Regions from separate parts of the Homo sapiens genome. Here region 2 is linked to region 1. Evidence: chromatin loops called from intact Hi-C (ENCODE). Cell type or tissue: Calu3. All regions are shown on one strand. Links, peaks and the distances in the headings refer to the core of each region. The heading gives the core; the rest is flanking DNA. Region 1 has its middle 15 kb from the start of LINC00906. Region 2 has its middle 86 kb from the start of LINC00906.

Evidence for each region. A loop is a pair of places that touch in the nucleus more often than their neighbours do. Peaks named below come from ENCODE experiments on the same cell type or tissue, not always from the same donor. Only the 100,000 strongest peaks of a DNase experiment are listed, where the experiment ranks them.
Region 2: it touches region 1 in a loop (4-fold over the local background); 3 of 110 quality-filtered maps call a loop at or near these places.

Annotation. Positions count from the first base shown.
Region 1 is chr19:28,977,427-28,983,823 of GRCh38, reverse strand. No RefSeq gene overlaps it. Among named protein-coding and RNA genes, the nearest start is that of LINC00906, 15 kb to the right of the region's middle. RefSeq lists an enhancer at 1-408. In Calu3, for the core only: a CTCF peak has its summit at 3,424 (motif pointing right); DNase peaks (open chromatin) are centred at 2,153 and 3,413.
Region 2 is chr19:28,876,323-28,882,719 of GRCh38, reverse strand. No RefSeq gene overlaps it. Among named protein-coding and RNA genes, the nearest start is that of LINC00906, 86 kb to the left of the region's middle. RefSeq lists enhancers at 403-1,152, 1,153-1,904. In Calu3, for the core only: CTCF peaks have their summits at 3,196 and 3,397 (motif pointing right); a DNase peak (open chromatin) is centred at 3,359.

The DNA.
Region 1 (6,397 bases), core at 649-5,648:
CCCTCATCAGGTGGCCCTCAGAGGGCCTCTGTGGGCCTAGGTAGTGCTGAGACCACACCATGGGGCCCCAGGAAATGATCTTAAGTTCCATATACTCCCAGCAGGGAGGCAGAGTGGCTTTGGGAATAAGCTGTCTTCCCACCCGGCCTGTTCTGCTCCAATAACCGCTGCGGCAATTGTCTCTAGAAAGAGGACTTCATGCATATTCATGAATCCTATCATTCTCTACATATTACCAGGGGTGGCCTGTTTTTCTGTCAAACAGCGTTTCATCAAAACAGCAAGCTCAGCTGTTCAGGTACTTTCTGAAGCCTTGGCTGGCTGGCTTGGTGTTTTGGGATAATGACGTTTAGGTGTCTGCACAGAACACCTTCCAAATGGCGGGGTTTCTGTGTTGATGTGTGGGCAGAGGCTGCAGTGCATCTGGAAATGGAAAACATTACCCGCCCAACCACGAACACAAATACCCAAAGCCTATTATACACTACCTTTCAGCTGCAGCCCTCCCACTCTGGTCCTAGCTCTCTGACCAGCTTTGGAAACATCCCTAATCCATAGAGGCCCTTCCTGTCCCGGCAGGTGCTTTACCTCCATCTCCTTCCACACACCTGTGGGCTTGTGCAGGACCAGAGGCTGGCTCTACCCGCTGAAGCTCTTTGACTCCTCTGTCCTCTCCAAAGCCTCAGTTCTCACCTGACAAAGGGGCTGGAATGTTCCATACACCCTGTAGGACTGTTGGGGTCACATGGATCCATGCTTGTGAAAGGCCTGAGTGTGCAGAGTTGGGAGCTACACTTCGGAGAAGCCCCTCTTGCTGTCCATTTCTCTCTGATAACCAGGTGAGGACCCTGCATGGCTTGATCCATTCTCTTTACTTCCTTTTAAGCCATACTGAGGAGGTTTACTTTAAACAATTTGTTGTTGGTGGTTGTTGTTGGAGACAGGGTCTCACTCTGTTGCCTGGGCTGGAATGCAGTGGTGCGATCACAACCCACCACAGCCTCCACCTCCGGGGTTCAAGTGGTCTTCCTGCCTCACCACCCCCCACCCCCCGAATAGCTGTGACTACAGGTATGCACCACCATGCACAGCTGTAGTTTGCCTTTGAAATCTTTCAGTCTTTCTGCCTCTCTCTTTCTCTACCTCCCCTTCTCTGTCCATTTTTCCTTTCTCTCCTCTTTCTTCTTTTTTTCTGCCTCCATCATCCTTCCTTTCCACATTGCTCTAGAATAAGCTGGTCCAACAGTAGATGACACAGGGGAAGCCAGGGCCTCTGGCTGTCCAGCTGGTCATCTCAGAGCACAGCCCCGATTCTTGAGACACATCCAGGGCCTGGCCCTCCCATGTATCCTCAGCCTTTAGTGAATGGGTCTGAAGTTTCTGTCTGTCCTCATCTCTCAAGAGCACAATTTCTTCTGCTCATTTTTCCTTAATGCCCCCCAAATAATATCACTCAGATAATAAACAGCTCCAGCTTTTAGGATACAGTGTCCAGAGGGCCAGGATGCAGGGGTCTTGTCCCCATCTCCAAATCCATCCTCCTCCCATCTCCTCCGTCGTCCCTTTCTCTACCCCTCTCTCTCCCCCTTTCCCTTCTTCTTGCCCCTCCTTCCCTCCTCCTCACCTGCCTTCCTCCTTCTCCTCCCTCTCCTTTCCTTCCTTCACCTCCTCCTTCCCTTCCTCCCTTCCTCCCCATCTTCTTCCTCCTCCTCTTCCTCTCCTTCCCCCTGAAGGTGCTTAACTGGCACAAAAGGCCTCTGTGTTTCCAGGCCTGGGCTCATGGTGTTTTTAATTCCAAAGTAATCAGCAGAGGCCACAGTCATCTGTGGCCTCTCTGTGCACAGTACATGAGGCAGCATTTGCTCACAGGCTGGCTGTGAGGAGCCTGTGGTCAAAAAAACCTGCACGGGGGCGGAGCGCAGAGGCTGTGTTTGCTGTTTCTGCCACACTGGCATCCTGGAGTATCCTCTCTTATGGGCTACGTGGACTTACCATTGAGGCGTTCACTTGTTCATTTGTCAAGGACCAGAGAAGTGTGTGCATCTCCTGTCCCCGTGATGGCTCCTGAGAATGGCGCGGGCTCCTCCAGTGAGGCCCGCTGCCTCACTCCCGTCTATCTCTTGGTCAAGAGTGGCCACCTTCTGGACCAGCCCTAGAACTGGCTCACCCGCCTCCTTCACCTTCCTCCCTCCTGGCTGTTAGCCAGGCAGGAGTCATTTTTCTCTCTCACTTCAGAGTATGAAGTTTTTTTTCTATAAAAGTGGCTGGAAAGGGGGGACATTATGCTATGAAATAAGCCAGGCACAGGAGGCAAATCCTGCATGGCTTCACTCATATGTGGAATCTGAGAAAGTTGACTGCATAGAAATAGAGGGCAAAACAGTGGTGACCAGAGGTGGGGCAGGTGAGGGGCGGGGTGATGGGAGACACTGATGAGACAGTGCAAAGTTTACTGCAAGAGGAAGTTTTACTGATGTATTTTGATGTGTGGAGACCACAGTTAATAAGAATGTATTATATACTTCAAAATTACTAAAAATAGATCTTTTTACACTTTCAACACAAAAATATGATAACTTGGTGATGGATATGTTAATTAGCTTGATTGAATTTTTCTACAATGTATACATAGATCAAAACATCACATTATACCCACTAAATACACACAATGATTGTCAAAAATAAATGAATAAAAAAAAATAGAAAAAATGTCCATCAATGTCAGTTTCTTTTAATAAAATTTGCAAAATTCAAAAGTATAAATAATAAAATAAAAAGTCTCCTGTTATTCTATTATACAAATCCAAACATTATTAATGTTTTAGTGTATTTCTTTATATTTAAATACCTAGCTAGATAAATAATTTTACAAAATTGGGATCACCAAAATATATGATTCTGCATCTTACTTTTTATCACATTACCTTGTTTAACAATGAAAATTTTCCTTTTAAAACTTTTTTTTGAAAACACGATTTTAATGGGTTTATGGAGATTCCACTATATTTCTAAAAAATATGGCACTATTTTTGAACATGCAGGCAGTTTTCAGTTTTCACCACTGTTAATCTCATTCAGCGAGTATTTGCTGTCTCTTCCGTGTCAGGTGCTGGAGACAGCAGTGAGGATGATGGGGTTTGATGAGATCCCATCCCCAGGGGATTCCAGACAGAAAACGGAAAGGAAATGCAGCAAACATCATTTCAGGCTGTGATCAGCGTTATGAGGAAAAGTGAGATGGATTTAGGGACTAGAGGGTGATGGAAATAGGAGCAAAAGGAAGAAGTCATTTTCACCCAGGGGCCAGGAACGTCCTTCCAGAGCAGGCGAAATCTGGTTAAATCTAGGTGTGGATTGTTGCAGGCAAGTGCAGATGCCTGAGGCAAGAATGAACTTGGCCACTGGAGGACAGTGGTGGGGCAGTGTGGTTGGTTTAGAGAGAGCCAGAGAGAGCAGAGACAGCAAGAGTCTAGGAAAGTGAGCAGTGACCACACAATCAAGGTCTTGAGGGCCAAAGTAAATAATTCAGAGTTTATTCTAAGTGTGAAGGAAGCTTGAGAGTCACAGGTTTTTAAGCAGCTTACTCTGACTGCAGATGGAGAATCTCATGACTGGGGAGGGCCGGCTGGATTGGAAGCAGGGAGGCCAGGTAGGAGCTTAGAGCACTGTTTCAGGTGCATGTCACGGATGTGAACAGTCACAGAAGAGTTGGTGAGGGGTGGCTGCATTCAGAATTGATGTTGAAGGGAGCATGATGTGGATTCACTGGTGGGTTGGAGGTAAAGTGGCAGAGCAAGAGATAACTCAGTTATAACCTGTAGGTCTTTGGTCTAAGCAATTGTGTAAACAGTGGTGCCATTTACTGAAATAGATAAGAAAGGAGAGGAAGGCTTGGGAGGGGACCAGCAGTTTAATTTGGAACCTGTTGCGTTGGGGTGCTTATTAAATATTCAAGTAGTGATGTCTACTAGACTGCTGGATAGACAAGTCTAAAACTCAGAGAAGTTGGGTCTACTAGACTGCTGGATAGACAAGTCTAAAACTCAGAGAATTTGGGTCTACTAGACTGCTGGATAGACAAGTCTAGAACTCAGAGAAGTTGGGACTGGATATGGATATCTAGAAGTCATCAAGGTGCAGATGACTTTTTCAAACTATGGGACAGTAATAGATCCCTCAGGAAGAGTGTGGCCAAAAGTAGTCCCAGGTACTACGTCCTGGGTCCCAAGTGTTTAGAGATCGGATAGAGGAGGAGTCCATGGGAGGATAGGAAGGCCTCTGAGTTAGGGGAACTCACAGCTGTGCTAGGGAAGAACATGCATTTTCTGTTTATCTTTGACCATTTCTTTAGAATAGATTCCCAGCAGTGGAATTACCAGGTCAAAGGGCGTCTGAACCCATTTAAAACTCTTGCAAAATGTTGTCACATCCTTTTCCAAAAATGTCTCATCAATTTATATTTCCATTATCAGTGCACGGTGTTGCCCATGGCAGAGAACCCTTATATCATTGCCAATTTAATAGGCTAAAACATGACACCCTGATTTTAACTTGTAATTCTTTGCCTTTCTAGTGAGCTTGAGCCTTTGTTTTCCATGCTTATTGCTCATTTATGTTGCTTGTATAATTGTCTCAATGTACTTGTCTATTGTGGTTATATAGTGTTTTTGTAATTGTGAGAGGATTTTTTTAATTTGTTAATAACTAATCCTTTCTTGTATTTCTTACAAATGGTTTTCGGTTTGCCATTTCCCTTGGAATTTTACTACAGTGTTTTCTGATACGAGGTTTTCCATTTAAACTTAATTACATGTATCCATCTTGTTCCTAATGATTTCTTCCTTTGCCATTATTGTTAAGAAAAGCCTCCCTGCCACTGTATTTTGGGAAGTGCTGGCGAGTCTATTTTTCATGCTACTTTTGCCAAATTTGGTTAATAGAATTTCTTCATAAAGTAAATGGATTTGCCTTTCATTTTCTTCTATATTCTGCTATAAATTTTATAGTATGCATTTTATATATTCCATGAAGTCCAGACAACATGCACTAATAAAGTCTCATCACCTCCAAATATTTTCCAAGGCAGTGTGCTAACAACACTTTCCCATCTCTTCCATGGCTATGGCTCCGTTCTAGGGTGCTACTTCCTCTTGAGCTATTTTTCCTAATTTATTATTTTCACTAAGTGTTCCATTTTTACATGTTGATGGAATTTATTAGCATATAACTGTGCATTATATTATCTCATAATTATAATTACTTTTATCAGCATATGTTACGTCTCTTTCCTTAGTTCCAATTTTCTTTATTTCTATTTTTTCTTAATTAGATTTGTTAAAGTTTTGTATTTTATTGGGTTCTTCAAAGGGTCAACTCTCCAACTTACTAAATCATGTTAATGTTCTTCTTTCCAAATGTGTGAGTTTCTGATTTAATCTCTGTCATTTCTCATGATTTCCACAGGCTGGTCTCACCTAACTTTCTCCACTTCTCCAACTGCCCTTTCTGTTCCTCTCAGACATGACAGGCAGCTTGCTACACTTCTTCCTCCCAGTTTTCCGGGGACAGGACTCCACTGCTTCCTGACACTTGACACTGCAGAGGAGTCTGAGGTCAGAAAGATTTCTATTTCTTTTAAACTTCTTATTTTTAAAAAATAAGAAAATCTCATTTTCTTCTTATTTCTTTTCCTGTGTAGATGTCTATGGGCATTTTCATTTTCTCTGAGATTCCAAAACATCGACTAGGTCTAGAATGACACCCGTAGCGGTGGTCACTGTCCTCTCTGCGGTCCTCCTGGTGGGCACTGAGCTGACTGCAGCCTCTTTTCTCACAGGGAAGATGAGTCCAAGGTTCCCAGCAGCTCTCTGGGAGAACTGGCCCTAGAAGGGGCGCATATTTGCCCTCCCTGGTGGAAGTAGTGGCCTTTCCTCATTCATTTTAGCTGGGGCTCCAGAGACCCTGGCAATCAGTGGATTTGAGTCTGTCTTTGGCACAGCAAAGTTTTTGATTTTGTGGATTTCAACACCGCCCCTACATCTGCCTTTTTATTTTAACCTTCTGAGTTACTTTTAAATGGGGGTTTGGACTCCTAGGTTAGTGATTTATGTCTATTATCCTTTCCCTCAGTTTCCCTGTTTTTGTTTTATTACCTCAAGGAAATCTAGCATTAAAATAACATCATTTAGATGGGGCCAGAACAGATTCCTGGGCTCACTTAACCACTGTAGCCAGAAGCCCTGGCCACAGTGACTGTGACACCAGGCCCAATCTGTGCCCTGATGTCTGCTCACCAGTAACAGGTTTTCCTAGAAGCCAGGGAATACCTAAGAATGTCAGGTAAGGCTGCAATGTTTCTTTGAACAACATAGCACATACCAGGGCTCACTTCTCTGCA
Region 2 (6,397 bases), core at 473-5,472, 100 kb after region 1:
AGGCCCCTTCTAGCTCTCTGTCTTCTTCTTTGGAAGCCCCCGCGGACCCTGCCTCACACTGTTCTGGGCGCGTCTGTTCCCTGTGGGTATTTGCCTTCTGAGGTTGCAGCCACAGGGGCAGGGCAGCAGAACAGCAGGATCCCACCCACATGTATTGAACTGAGCTGATTTGTCACTTTGTAAAAAGCTTGTTTCAGGTAGGCATGGTGTTGGGCCTGTGGTCCCAGCTACTTGGGAGGCTGAGGCAGGAGGATCACTTGAGTCCAAGAAATGGAGGCTGTGGTGAGTCATGATTGCACCACTGCACTCCAGTCTGGGCCACAGAGTGGGACTCTTGTCTTTAAAAGAAAAAAAGATGTAAAAGCCTAGTGCATTGATAGGTTAGGTAGCCCCCAAATTCGTTTCTTGAGACAGAGTCTCGCTCTGTCACCCAGGCTGGAGTGCAGTGGCGTGATCTTGGTTCATTGCCACCTCCACCTGCTGGGTTCAACCGATTCTTCTGCCTCAGCCTCCTGAGTAGCTGGGATTACAGGTGCTTACTACCATGTCCAGCTAATTTTTGTATTTTTAGTAGAGATGAGGTTTTACCATGTTGGCCAGGCTGGTCTCGAACTCCTGACCTCAGGTGACCCGGCCACCTTGGCCTTCCAAAGTGCTGGGATTACAGGCATAAGCCACTAAGCCCAGCCCCAAATTCTGTTTTAAACACAAGCTAGAGTCAATGTCCACACTGGAAGTCATTTTCAAGGGGGAGATCAGAAAGCAGCCGGGGAAGTGGCTACTTTGAAGCAAAGTGACTGACATTTTAGAGCAATTAATAACTGTGTTTCCCCAGAGACAAGCCGCGGGTGCGGGGAGCGGAAGTCGCTCCTCTCATTGTTCCTCCTGTGCTTGGGCAGTGGGCTGGAACCCTCTGGGCAGCTTCTCAACTCAGCATGTCTTGCTGATCTATTAAGTTGAACATTAATCATTAGTAGAGCTCATCTTCTTTCCCTGAATTTAATTTCATTAGTTATACTTTCTTTCCCTATTAGAACAGTCTCTGACGCATTTGCTTAGAAGGCAAATGGGCACCGGCCCTGTCCCCCACCTCTCCTGGATGGAGACTTTCCTGTAATGGCACCGACAATTGTCAACATGTCCAGGTCAGGCTGGTTGATCTGGATACAATCAGAACTCAAATCTTTTCTTATGAACTCTCAGGAACTCTCTCTAAGAAAATCAGGGCCACTGTGGTTTTGTTACTGGAAAGGGGTTTCAATCCAGACCCCAAGAGAGGGCTCTTGGATCTTGCACAAGAAAAAAATGGGGGCAAGTCCACAGAGTAAAGCAAAAGCCAGTTTATTAAGAAAGTATAGGAATAAAGCAAGGGCTACTTCGTAGACACAGCAGGGCGCTCCCAAAGGCAAGAGGAGGAACGCATCCATCTTAGCTGAAATGCTTGATTATATATAGAATAACAAAGCAAAAGCTGTGGGGGATGTGCTCCACTACCAGGGCTGTGTCAAAGGAGTGCTAATCTTTGTGTAACTACCATCTTCACAAGAATCTGCATCTTTAAAGCGAAACTTATTCTTAAACTAAGAATGCTTTTGTTCTTAAGATATCGGGACATTAGGACATTTCCTGGGTCGGTTAAGTCTTGGGTCTGTTTGGTCAACATGAATTCAACTATTCCTTTAACCATAAACCTCATGTGGCTAAGAATGCCTGACCTCCCGGGAACAGGCCAGCGGATCTCAGTTTCCATTTTTATCCAGCCCCTATTCAAGATGGAGTCACTCTGGTTCAAACATCTCTGACAGTTTTAAACCAAAAAATAGGATACCCAATCTCTGGGTTCCGTTGTCTTTAAAAATATATGCAAAAAACACATCAGGAAACTGCAGGCAATGGGGTCCCAGGATTGCCACTTTAGACCTGGACAGGCGCTAGGGCAGGACAGGGGCCTGTGCCACTGGAGATTAGAAGTGGGAGTTTGACAGGAGGGAGCCCCAGGAGAAAGTCATTTCTTCATCCATCTGCTTGTCCATCCATGATTTAATGCTATTCTTCCAGGCTGTACATCATGTGTGGTGAGGGTTCAAGGATGTCCAAGGCAAGTGTTCTGGCCTCCTTGTCTTCCTTGCTCCCTCCCTTGAAGAAATATTTGAGTGTCTTATCTACGCCCTAGCACTGTGCCCAGTGCTAAGTATCCAGTGATAAGGTTAAAACAACAAACTTACAACCAGTATGGAGAACAGTTTGGAGGTTCCTCAAAAAGCTAAAAATAGAGCTACCATGTGATCCAGCAATCCCACTGCTGGGCATAGACCCCAAAGAAAGAAAATCAGGCTATTGATGAGATCTCTGCACTCCTATTTTTATTGCAGCACTGTTCACAATAGCCCAGACTTGGAAACAACCTGTCCACCAACAGATGAATGGATAAAAAACATGTGGTCCATGTACACAATGGAGTGCTTACTACTCAGCCATTAAAAAGAATGAGATTCTGTCATTTGCAACCACATGGATGGAACTGGAGGTCATTATGTTGAGTGAAATAAGCCAGGCACAGAAAGATAAACTTTGCCTGCTCTCACTTATTTGTTGGGGCTAAAAATGTAAAACAATTGAATTCACAGAGATAGAGAGCAGAAGGATGGTTACAGGGGCTGGGAAGGGTTGGGGGAGGGGAGAGTGTGCATGGTTAATGGGTATAAAAACATAGAAGGAATAAAATCTAGTATTTGATAGCACAACAGGGTGACTACAGTTAACAATCATTTATTGTACATTTCAAAATAACTAAGAGTATTTTGCTTATAACACAATGAAAGGTAAATGCTTGAGGTGATGGACACCCCACTTACCCTGATGGGATTATTATACACCGCATGCTTGTATATATGTGTGTGTATGTATGTATATGTATATATATATGTATATATATATGTATGTATGTATATGTATATGTGTGTATGTGTGTGTGTATATATATATATATATATATATATATATATATATATATGTATTTTTTTAAAACAGCCAAGTTCTTGTTTCCAGAAGGCAGCCCAGCTAAGGTGGAAACCAATAGAAGCACAGTGCACCTAGATCCACACTCTGCTGAGAGCTTCAGTGAAAGAGAACTGAGTGCCTGAGAAAGGCAACTAGGATTGGGATAATAATCAAATCCAGTTTGAGAAAAGAGAAGGGCGCTCCACACAGGTGGGAGAGAGGGAGTGCGTGGATGGAGCCGACCGTCTTACAGTCTTGGAGGAATTAAGGTATCACAGAGGTAGGGTCCAGCCACTTCAGTCCTTCCTAGAAATTTAATATATTTAATATGACTATAGCTCAAAAGCCCACCAGGGGGCGATGCAGGACAACTTATTGCTTAGCGCTAGCAGGGCTACATCCATGATTTGTGTAATTCACAATGAGTGCCTTAAAACTCTGGGTGGGGTGAAAAACTCCTGAAAATTGGAGGCCCAGGGCAGTCCGATGATAATCCTAAATAACAGCTTGAAAGGGACTGAGCTAGGAGTCCAGCGACAGAGATTCTAGTTCCATTCAGCTCTTGCATTTATTTTTCCTATGGCATATTTCTTAATCCCCCCTAGACCTGGGTCCTCAAGGGTCAGAGGAGAGGAGTGGGCCAGCACATCCCTGAGCTTTTCCTGGTGCAGGCTCCTGCCTGTGCTGCTGGGAGTGCAGTGATGTCTGTGGAGCTGTAGAGGGAAGAGGCGCTCCCGCGCTGAGTCTACAGGTGCTGTTTGCTCCAGTGAGTTTGAGAGGTTTTCTAAGGAGACAGACACATGGCTTTGGAAATTAACACTTTAGTTTTTTATTTTTATTTTTATTGTTAAATAGAGATTGGGTCTCACCATGTTGCCTAGGTTGGTCTCAAACTCTTGATTTCAAGTGATCCTCCCTCCTTGGCCTATCAAAATGCTAGAATTATAGACTTGAGCCACCACACCTGACCAGAAATCAACAATTCAACCTGTGGTTTTAGAAAAGGTCTGAAGCACATCACTGGCATCCTTTCCTCCGACCCTCTCCCCGTTGTGCCAGCCTCACCCTGTCTTCTCCCTCATCCCATATTCCTCACCAGGTGACAGGGGAGCGGGAGGCACGGCTTAGAAGCCCAGAGCCTGGAGTTCAGATCCAAGATTTCCAGAGACTCGGGGAGGGCTTCTAAGTCCCCTGACCAGCAGCAGGAAAAAGGGCCCAGTCTGTGGCCATGGTTCCTTCCTCAGGCAGGAACATCCAGGTCATGTTCTCCACCCTTCAGAGAGCTGCCAGAAGCCCATCCCAGGTGGGCCTCCTACCCCTAACTAACTGCAGTCCTGCAGCTGCCCAAAAGCTTGAGCCAACATTTGCTGTGTGGAAGAGGAATCCTAATTCAAAAAGAAGTTAAGGGCAGAGAAGGCCGTTTTCTGTGGAGAGCTCCCCCCTCTCCAAAACATCCCCCAGTAGGTTGGCCACCAGTCACCTCACCATCTGATGGACAAATGAGTTTTGGAAGACAGGCTGGTTAATCTCATTTACAATAGCAAATTAATTCCTGCTGGGGCCATACAGAGCCAGTTTCAGAGGGACGTTTTTACAAGTGTCTGCTCCACTCTATGGGGCATGGTTAGCAGACAGCTGCATGGCACAGCCATCTGAACTCAACAACTTTCAGCCCAGAGGGTTGTGGAGGGGCCTTACTTGGCCTTTGGGTGCAGACATTTCTGCTCATCCCCTGAGATCTCACAGATACTGTGCAGGTTGAGGTGGTCAGGGGAATTTGTCAGCCAGGCAAATTGCACAGTGGAGAGAAGCCTGGAGCATGGGCAGTGCCGCATGAATGCATGCTGAAGAGGTGAAGAAAAGGCTGAAGGAAAAGATCTCAGCCCTTCTCTTTTGGTAGACATTCATTCCATCATTCAGCACTTCCTGGGGGTCTACCATAGACCGAGGACTTTGCAGGAACCAGGCATTTGTAAGACCAGGTCCCTTAACAGGGTCACGAAACCCAACTCGTTCTTTTTCAAGGGGAAAAAACCACAATCACAGTGACTTGGGAAAACAACACAAGAACAAAATCCCCTAAAATTTACAAAAAGAGGTCTTGGTTAATTCACACAGCTACACACTCACAGGGTCTAAAAGGTGGTCACTGACAGATTCAGGCATTCAGAGCCGGGAGTTGGTCTCCATTGCCTCCTTCTGCTTTACTCAAAGTTGGCTTTGTGCTTGGGCAGGATTTCTCCCATCCCAACCAAAAATGGGCCAATATTTCAAGCCCAGATCTAGAGACCTACCCGCCTTGGACCCACGTATGTCCCGTGCTCACTTGTGAATCAATCACTGTGGCCTTGAAGTAGAATAAGATTGGTCAGCCCAGACAATATGCTGTAGGATCAATCCCACCACACCACACGGATTAGGACTGGGTGGCACAAAATTTCCCAAAATAAAACCAGGATGCCATGAGCAGGAGAAGGGTGAATGGGTCCCAGACTAGCCACAGGGATTACTCTACTCATGCAAACAAGGAATGTGGATAGGGAGGAAGCTCTGGGAGAGGGGCTAGTACAAGCGGGGGGAGTAAGACAAGACAAGAGCTCACAGGCAAATAGACCAAAGGATGCTTGAGTAAAACTCTGAAAGATGAATACAGGTCCATCATGGACAAAGAGAGCCATCGCAGACAGAGCTGAGGGTGTGCGCAGTGACCTAAATACACACACATACATAAGTGCACACACAAATACACACGCATGCACACACATACACACACACAGACACTAACCCACGTGTGCAAATACATGCACACACACACGTACATACACACACACATGCACCCTTACACACAGACCCAAAGAGTGTCAGCCCTGTAACTGCAGATTCTTGGCTAGATGTGTTACACATCTTGTTTCAATTTAATCACTGCAATAACCCTGTGAGAAAGCTAACATTTCATAAGGTTTGGGGTGAGGCTTGTGTTCTTTTCTTTTCTTTTTTTTTTTTTTTTGAGACAAGGTCTCACTTTGTCACCCAGGCTAGAGTGCAGTGGCATGATCTCGGCTCACTGCAACCTCTGCCTCCCAGGCTCAAGTGATTCTCCCGAGGAGTTGGGACTGCAGGTGCCCACCACCACACCCGGCTTATTTTTAAATTTTTGTGTAGAGATGGGAATTTTCCATGTTGCCCAGGCTGGTCTCAAACTTCTGGCCTCAAATGGCCCACCTGCCTCGACCTTCCAAAGTGCTGGGATTACAGGAATAAGCCACCACACCTGGCCATATGTTTGCTTATTTATTTATTTATTTTTATTTTATTTTATTTTATTTTTTGAGACGGAGTCTTGCTCTGTCAGCCAGGCTGGAGTGCAGTGGTGCAATCTTGGCTCACTGCAAGCTCT